Linked DNA regions of Homo sapiens: region 2 is linked to region 1. Evidence: chromatin contacts called from ENCODE Hi-C or POLR2A ChIA-PET data. All regions are on one chromosome and are shown on one strand. Each heading gives the region's core, a stretch centred on a gene start or an enhancer-like site at or near the end of the contact. The rest is flanking DNA. Distances are from core to core; before and after follow the strand shown. Region 1 holds the start of LINC02966 (long intergenic non-protein coding RNA 2966). Region 2 overlaps PSD4 (pleckstrin and Sec7 domain containing 4).

What was found. Hi-C counts contacts between places; a loop is a spot of excess contacts on that map. ChIA-PET counts read pairs that join two places held with the same protein, here RNA polymerase II (POLR2A). Pooled maps may share reads with other maps.
Region 2: a map of mammary epithelial cell shows a loop between it and region 1 (4-fold over the local background). The contact joins the enhancer-like site here to the promoter of LINC02966 in region 1. A Hi-C loop is called at or near these places in 1 of 168 maps with a recorded cell type or tissue (mammary epithelial cell) and 4 of 50 pooled maps. POLR2A ChIA-PET finds 5 or more read pairs at or near these places in 1 of 52 experiments (MCF 10A).

The regions. Positions count from the first base shown.
Region 1 is chr2:113,322,912-113,327,267 of GRCh38, reverse strand. It overlaps LINC02966 (long intergenic non-protein coding RNA 2966), which reads right to left and starts at 2,230. Exons shown (of 4, transcript NR_183358.1): 1 at 1,715-2,230. LOC105373567 (a long non-coding RNA gene) reads left to right here and starts at 1,949. Exons shown (of 3, transcript XR_923223.4): 1 at 1,949-2,030.
Region 2 is chr2:113,197,412-113,201,767 of GRCh38, reverse strand. It overlaps PSD4 (pleckstrin and Sec7 domain containing 4), which reads right to left. Exons shown (of 17, transcript NM_012455.3): 13 at 4,134-4,204; 14 at 3,855-4,021; 15 at 2,884-3,028; 16 at 2,542-2,685; 17 at 1-610. The coding sequence ends at 353. Among named protein-coding and RNA genes, the nearest start is that of PSD4, 26 kb to the right of the region's middle. RefSeq lists a silencer at 2,290-2,579. Within about 2 kb of position 2,572, at least 24 of the 41 ENCODE cell types and tissues checked have a DNase peak (open chromatin) inside an H3K27ac peak, as active enhancers do; they include mammary epithelial cell, where a contact is called at or near this core.

The sequences.
Region 1 (4,356 bases), core at 981-3,480:
TAGTTATTGATGGAGCAGGTTTCTGATAAAAGGGATGAGTCTGCCCTGCTTTCTCTCTTGCTCCTTCCTGCTCTTTTCCCCTTCCTCCTTCCCGGCTAGGATGATACAGCAAGAAGGTCCTCACCAGATGCAGCCCCCAACCTTGGATTTCCCAGCCTCCAGAAGAGTAAGAACAAAAAAAATTTTCTTTATAAATTTCTTAGGCTGTGGTATTGTGTTACAGCAACACAAAACAGACTAAGACACTGACTATGATAAAAATGGGATGATCTAGGCCAGGTGCGGTGGCTCACACCTGTAATCCCAGCACTTTGGGAGGCCAAGGTGGGCGGATCACGAAGTAAGGAGATCAAGACCATCCTGGCTAACACGGTGAAACCCGATCTCTACTAAAAATACAAAAAATGAGCCGGGTGTGGTGGCAGGCACCTGTGGTCCCAGCTACTTGGGAGGCTGAGGCAGGAGAATGGCGTGAACCCAGGAGGCGGAGCTTGCAGTGAGAGGAGATCACGCCACTGCACTCTAGCCTGGGCAACAGTGCAAGACTCCGTCTAAAAAAAAAAAAAAAAAAAAAAAATCTGAATAATGCAAAAGTTAGGAAATCTTGATAATAGCAAAAATTTAGAAACAATCAAAATGAACAAAAATATGTGCCTTGTTAAAAAAAATCATCCATAGAGCATACAAACCTATAAAAAATCACTGTAACAACTTAAAATTTTGTTTTAGAAGAAATATTTAACATGATATAAAAAGGGACCGGGCGCGGTGGCTCACGCCTGTAATCCCAGCACTTTGGGAGGCCGAGGCGGGCGGATCACGAGGTCAGGAGATCGAGACCATCCTGGCTAACATGGTGAAACCCCGTCTCTACTAAAAATACAAAAAATTAGCCGGGCGAGATGGCGGGCCCCTGTAGTCCCAGCTACTCAGGAGGCTGAGGCAGTAGAATGGCGTGAACCCGGGAGGCGGAGCCTGCAGTGAACCGAGATCGCGCCACTGCACTCCAGCCTGGGCGACAGAGCGAGACTCCATCTCAAAAAAAAAAAAAAAAAAAAAAAAAGGTATTTACAATTTAACATCGAATGAAATAAAGCAGGTCAAAACAATGTTTACAATATGACCTTGTGTTTTAATACATATATATTTTGAGACTTAAGATAAATTCCAAATTGTTCGTAGTAGAATAACAGGTGATTATTATTTTCTTCTATGTTGCTTATCTCTGTTGTCTTAATGTTTGATGGAAAAAATAAGTGTATTGCTTTCAAAATAAGAGGGAAAAAAAGTAGTCTGGAAAATTGTTTTCATTGCACATCTGTGGGAGTTGAAAATTGAGCCTAGAGCTTATAAGACATTCTTGTATTCATGCATCTCAACAAATAATACTTATGGCCTCTAAGGTAAGCTAGCCCTGTGGCACTGCAGAAAAACCAAAGACCCACTACCTGCCCTCTGACAACTTATAGTTCTGCCACCCAAACAAGAGAAAACTTCAATCGCTGCCTTTGAGGTGAGAATTGAGGGCTCATCTCTGCCAAGGACCTCTGAGGCTTCCACAGCTCCTTGGACTGAGGTTGGAGCCAGCACTGCCTCCTGTGCCCTGAGGGTCCCAGGGGATCAGGGTGTGGCTGAAGTAGTCTGGGCCTGCAGCTACTTCCTCAGGTCCACTCTCCCACCCGGACTGCCTGTCCCATTGCCCTTGGACACCCACCTCGTCACACTCTTCTGTTTCTCCCCTTCCCATCCTCTCTGTCCGGTTTCTTCCAGGCCACCTCCAAAGAGACCTGCTGCTCCACCCCCAATCTGTTGCTTGTGCCTTACTAGAGGTTTCTGCCCTTTTCAGCGCCACATCCCAGGAAAGGAAGAAACATGCTCCAGGGCTGGAAGTTCGTCTTTGAGGGGAGGAAGTTCCCTGGAGTCTGCAGCAGATGGGGGAGGCCCCAGTGGGGCGCACGTGGATGCATTTCTGGGAGGAAACCAAGTACCATCCGCTCTCGCTCGCTCCCATCCAGTGTTTTCTTCCCCCAGTGAGTCTCTTAATTTTGCTCATTTATCTTAAAGAGCTCCGTGAGCGCCGTGGGCTCTGGTGGGGGGTGGGGGGGCGCACGGGGCCTCCGACACCCGACCCCCACGCCTGCCTCCCAGAGGAGCCATCCAGCGCGGACCAAATCTCATTTTCCTACAAATAGTTTGTCAGAAGCAGCAGGGCAAGTAATAAATCACGGAGAGCGAGAGCGGAGAGGGGAGGGGGAGACTGGCGAGGGGAGGGCGGGGCCGAGGGGGCGGAGGGAGGGTTGGCGGCGCCGAGGGAGGAGCGCGCGGGAGGCTGCGAGCGGCGGGGAGGGGCGCAGGCCAGGGAGAGACAAACGGAAAAGGAGGGAAGGAGATCGAAGAGACAAAGAGAGGAAAACACGAGGGAGGATGAGAAAGGGAGAAGGAGCCAGGGGAGTCCAGAGAAAGGAAGCAAAGGGAGAGGGAGAGACTGAAGAGAGGAACGGAAAAGACTGGAAAAGACAGCAAGGGGTGAATCAGGAAGCAGAGAAGGGGAAATAAAAGGAGAGGAGAAAATGAATCCAAAGAGGATGCAAAAAAGGAGGAAGGAGAGATGTCTGGTAGAGAGGCAGACCCGGAAAAGGAATGTGGGCGAGGGGGTGCTCCATGTGTCCTGAGCCCCCTCTATGCCCTGAGCCACAGGGGTGCCTGTAGTCCGACTCCTTGACCACGTCCTCCCCATCCTTATCCCTGCTGCCTGCTCCCGGTGGACTGATGCAGGATGCAGGCAAGGATGGGCTCATCTTGGTCCACTGTTAGCCGGCCTAGAGAGACAGTCATTGCAGTGTGTGTGTGTGTGTGTGTGTGTGTGTGTGTGTGTGTGTGTGTGTGTGATGGAGACAGGGAGGGAAACCTGCATACCAACTATTATGATGAAGACATGCGTTCTTAAGCAGGCTACTTCACTCTTCTGAGCCTCAGTTTTCTGATCTCGAAAATGGGAACAATAATCTCTCTTTTCAGGCTTGGGAGAATTTAAAGAGATGACCCACAGGAAAAGCATCTACCACACGGTGCAGGCTGTTGATTAGGAAACGCAGCCTCCCTTGAGTTTCTGTGTGGGTGAACCTGGCTCCTGGGGCCCCGGGTGGGGGTGCCAGGCTTCAGAATCTGCACACTGCTTCACCACCCCCGCAGCCTGTGATCCCAAGCCAGGCCCTCTGATCCGGCAGCTGTCAACACAAGCACACTCCAGTGCTTTCTGCTTTGCTGTTGGCCTCCCTCGGGAAGCTTTGAACACTACTGAGATCATCATTGTCAAACTCTCTGGGCTCTGGTGCAAGGGCAGTCAGATAAGGAGGAATATGACGTGCCAACCCTCCTCTTTGGTCCCCAGCCCCCAGCCTCACCCTGCTGACCTCTGGCTCCTGCTTAGCTCAGAAACTGTGGGCTCAGAACAAAGTTTGAGGTTCTGCTTCTCTGATTCACCCCTTTCTCCTTCCTGATTACTGGCATGGAGCCAGGCACTGCAGGACAGAAATCAGGTAACTTTACAGATGGGAGGAATGAAGTGGTGCTTTTAGGGGCCTATGTTGTGCTGGGCACCAAAGTAAACTGCATGAGGACAGGGACCTTGTCTGCATGGCCCACAGAACTATCCTGGCACAGTGCTGGCACATGTTGAGCTCATGAAATGAATAAGTCATTTGATATTGTGAATATGCATTCACTTATTCACAACTTATGACTAAAAAAAAGCTGTTATTCCATTTTATGGAAAGGGCAACTGAGACACAAAATCACAGGCAGGAAGTGATCAAACCAGGGGTTGAATCCAGAGCAATCTGTCTCCAAAGCATGTGTTCCTTCCGCTGCAGCCCATGGCCTCCAGGCATCCTGCCCGTCGATGCCTGAGGCACCAGGGAGTTAGGAATGGCAGAGACCCAAACCCATGATTCCTGCTGGACCTTCTCCTTACCCCCTAGATTCTGGAGAGGGCACCCCACAGAGCACTCCATTCGAGGTGGCCCATTCATTTCTGGGCTCCTTGCCATTGGCATTGTCCTCTAGCTCTGGACTTCAGGCTATGCCGCTCTCAGACCCTCAGCCCCAGCCCCCTGCCCTGCTTGGGACTTTGAAGATGAGGTCACATGCCTCAGAACTTCTCTCACCTCAGCTCTTAGGACCCCAGCCATACCTGCTCTGCCCCCCCTCCCCTCTAACCCTCCAGCAATGTGGGCTTTCTCTGGGGATCTCATGTCCAACCCTGACAAGCAGCAGAGCCCAGGGAAAAGAGAACCAGGTTCCGCTCTCCTGCCATGTACCAGCTAGATGACCCTGGGCAATTCTTTTCACCTCTCC
Region 2 (4,356 bases), core at 1,323-3,822, 130 kb after region 1:
GAGTTCTCAGCAAGTCTAGGAAATGAGGCCACTCTGGATTCTGGGGCCTGGAGGGTGACATGGGCTGAGCTCTGGGAGGAAAGTCAAGTCCTCACCTCCCTCTTCCCTTGGGCGTGGCCAGGGACTGGGGCTGCGGAGGGACTGCCATGGGGGTGGTGGGGAGCACAGCAATATTAGGAAAGCTTCAGGGAGCACAAGAATGAGGGCCACAGGGAAACAAGGTTTGTCCTTCAGCAGGGAAAGGAGGTGCCTCATCCGTCATGGTGGACTCATTGAAATAAGTCTCCTCCAGGGAGGTTCATCTCAGGTCTACCCTGGAGCAGGGAACAGTGTCTCTGAGGTGGTGCTGGCTTCACAGCTGATTGCGGTTCCGCTTAGGGATGATCTTCCGGTAGGTTCTGCGCTCTGAGATGTTGCGCTTCACCTTGGCCGTGGTGGGAGCCTCATCCTGGTGCAGGGACGGGCTCGAGTGGGACTTCTTCAGGCTGAGCTTGGGCTCCCGAGTGCCTCCAGCTTCCCTCCCCAGCTGCTCCTCCCACAGGTCCAGAGCATCAGAGGGGCAGTGCAGGCGGGCCACCAGCAGCTGCACGTAGGTCTCGTAGCGGGTTTTCTGCAACACACAGGCCCCACCACCTTAGCACCATCCTGGCTCCAGGTTGGGAGGAGGCTAGAATCGTGAGGGACAGCTCACAGGTACATGAAGCTATGGCGATACAGACCTCGACAGAAAGAGGGCTGGACCAACCGTGAGTGTCAGTATAATGCTTGGATAAGCAGACTGCAGAGCACACCTCTGGATAGTATTATAATGACACATATCAGCCCAGCCCTGTTCTAATAATAACCAACCCCTTGGAGTGCTGTAACTAACATCTCTATGCCATGTTCCATCTTTGAGGCACTAAAAGATGTGTCACCCACTATGCCTGAGATCTTTGCAGCCCTACACACAAACAGCTCACATCTGTACAGCCCTAATTGGGTCTAAATAGCATTTTAACAATTGGCATCTGTGGAGCATGATGCTAACTACCCTCATCTACTTAACACTGTACTCCTGAGGCCCCTGCAGCTAGCATCCTTGGGATATGGTTTCCAGTTTACAAAGTGCTTCCTCACCCTCCATCCCATTGGATCCTCATGCCAGCCCTGGGAGGGGACAAATCATTGCGGAAGGGAGGGCTGGTGACTTGTTAAAGGTCCCAGCTGGTCAGTGGGAGGAAGAGGTTGGGTCCTCACAGCCACACCCTGAGGCCTCTGAGAAGTGGGGAGTTCACAGCCATGGATACAACCAACAAGCCAAGGGATAGCCTGGGACCTTGAAAGACAGGCAGAGGGCTGCATGCGGGCACAGCGGGGACAGGCAGGAGGCGATGTTGACTCCCACTTCCTGGTCTCTGCCTCTGGGTGGCCTCTGATTCCCTCTATTTTCACATTGCATTCACCTACCCTTCCTGCCCAGTGGGCCCTCACCCTAAGCAGGCACCCAGGATCCCTGAAGCAGGCACCCAGTGTTAGGATCCCAGATGAACTGACGTCACACCAAAGCAGAATTGGGGAGTGTGGGTGGATGGGTGAGGGTTGGGGGAGACTAAGGGATAAAACATTTCAACATGGGCTGTAGAGTCAACAAAGTCATTACTGGCCGGGGCAGTGGATCACACCTGTAATCCCAGCACTTTGGAAGGCTGAGGCAGGCAGACCACTTGAGGCCAGGAGTTCAAGTCCAGCTTTGCCAACATGGTGAACCCCTGTCTCTACTAAAAATACAAAACTTATCCAGGTGTGGTGGCTCACACCTGTAATCCCAGCTACTCGGGAGGCTGAGGCAGGAGAATCGCTTGAACCTGGGAGGCGGAGGTTGCAGGGAGCTGAGATCGAGCCACTGCACTCCAGCCTGGGCGACAGAGCGAGACTTTGTCTCAAAAACAAAAACAAAAACAAAAAAACACGGTCATTTCTTAGTTAAGACCATAAACGGGGCATTTAGAGCAGCATGTAAATTTACCAGATTTGGAAGAGTAGTTTAATTTCTCTGTGCCTCAGTTTCCTCATCTGTAAAATGAGGATAACAGGACCTACCCAGAGCTGTTAATTGAATGAGACAATCCATGCAAGGAAGACAAGCTCCATCCATACTACCTATTAATATTTGGTAGGTATTAGAAGGAACAGTTGAGCTGAAATACAGTTTTCCCTTCAACTTGGGAAAAGCCAAATATACTCTTAGGAGAAAAGAAAACTGTAAAATAACATCTGCTATGGGTGTTTCCAGACAAGCAGCTGCTATGTGCCCCCAGGACGAGAGGCGACAGGCCTAAGTGCGTGGGGACACACACTCTTTGTGCACGCCCGTGCACGCGGGTGTCCATGTGGGAGCCCCCGCCCCTTTGCAGACGGCGCACGCGGGCCCCGCCCGCACGCAAGCGCCTCTCCCCGCCCCGGCGCGGTCAGGGCAGTGACGGCTGCAGGGACCGAGGCGGCCACGAGAGGGCGGAGAGGGCGCTGCGCAGCGGCGGGGAGGTGGGCTCGGCCGCTCACCTCGTACTCCAGGTACTCCTTCCGCAGGCGGTGCTCCTCCAGCTCGCGGCCACGGCCCCGCCGCTCCGGCAGGTTCCTCTGTAGATCCAGCAGGTCGTCCGCGGCAGCGTCCAGGCAGTTCTCGTGGGATCGATGCTGCTCCTCCTGCGAGCAGCGGGCGGTGAGGGGCGCTGTCCCGGGCGTCCCCTCCGCCGCTTTCCGGGCCCGGGCGCGCCGCCCCCCTGGCCGCCTCGGTTCCCAGGCCAAGTGCGCAGCCCGCCTCCAGCCTCCCCGAGTTAGTCCTGGGGCTCCAGGTGCACATTCCCAGTTCCGCCGGACCCCACCCCTTCCCGGAGGCCGTACCAGGGAGCTCTGGGCGGGGCCCACGGGCAGGATGGGCCGCACGAATCTGCGCTGGGAGCCCACAGCGGCGGGGAAGGGCGGCGCGGAGTGCGTGGCCGCAGCCAAGTTGATGCGCGCGATCCAGGAGCTCATCTCCTTGGCAGTGCTGGGGCAAAGGAGGTCGTTGGTCCCCGGGGACACAGAGTCCGTCCTGTCACCCTCCTCCCGCCCCCTCCTGTGGCTGCTTGCACAGCTGGCCAGCTGCTCAGAACTCAGCCTCCCATAGTTACAGCCCTGCCACTAGCCGGGCACCCGACCTCTGACCGTGGCATTTCTTATCAATAAAGAGGAAAATTTGGAGGCCCGGTGCGGTGGCAACGCCTTGGCAGGCGGATCACCTGAGGTCAGGAGTTCGAGACCAGCCTGGTCAACAGGGTGAAACCCCGTCTCTACTAAAAATACACAAATTAGCCAGGCGCGGTGGCGCCCGCCTTTAATCCCAGCTACTCGGGAGGCTCAGGCATGAGAATCGCTTGAACCCGGGAGGCGGCGGTTGCAGTGAGCCGAGGTGAGAGTCACTGCACTCCAGCCAGGACGACAGAGCGAGACTCTGTCTCAAAAATAAACAATAAAAAATAAAGAGGACAATCTGAGAAGGTGACAGATTTCATAACAAATGCCAGATATGGTCAATCATTAGCAACTTCCCGGAATCCTGTGTTCTGAACTGGGAGGCTTTATCCCACTGACAAGGAAAAGGCATACTGTGCTGGCAAAGTTGGCCAAGGATGGGGAGGAAGTAGGCGATGCCTGGGCTTCATCCCTGGTCCCCAGCTCCTCTTCCTGCTGCCGCTTTCTAAGAATTTCTGATCATACGGCCATTCCCACCAGGACCCCCTGGGGCCCACAAGCCTCAGGTGTCAGCAGGGTCAGGGGAGAGAGAACTAGGGCAGGGCAAGGCCTTGCCACAGTCTCCCACCCCAGGGACTTACGGTGCCTGGAAGAGGTAGAGGCGCCAGTCAGCCGTGCGCAGCTGGAAGACGTGCGGCTTCTTGGTGTAATGCGTGGCGGGGGTGGCCAGCGAGTGGTGCACCCCCACGGGCTCATCCACCATCTGCCCCACCAAGCTCTCCCCCTCCAGACAGTGGTCTTCTCCCTGCTACCAGTCACAGGGGCTCAGAGAAGAGGTTATCATCAGCTGCCCACCCTCCAGACTGTTCTGGGCCTCTCTCAGTCTCCCATTCTGACAGGGGTGTTGGCTCCTTTCCTACCTTCAGGAAGTAGAGAACCATCCCTCGCAGTAAGGTGTGGAACATCTTCCAGCCACGCTTGCCCCATGGCGCTGTTCCAGGAACAGAACACAAATGTTGTAGGTGGGGGCACCAGCATCCAGACACACTCAGACACACGCAAGTGTGCATATGCCCCCTGTCCCTCACACCACCTCCAGTCTCTCACCAGGATGCACACAAATGCAGAACATGCCAACACAAG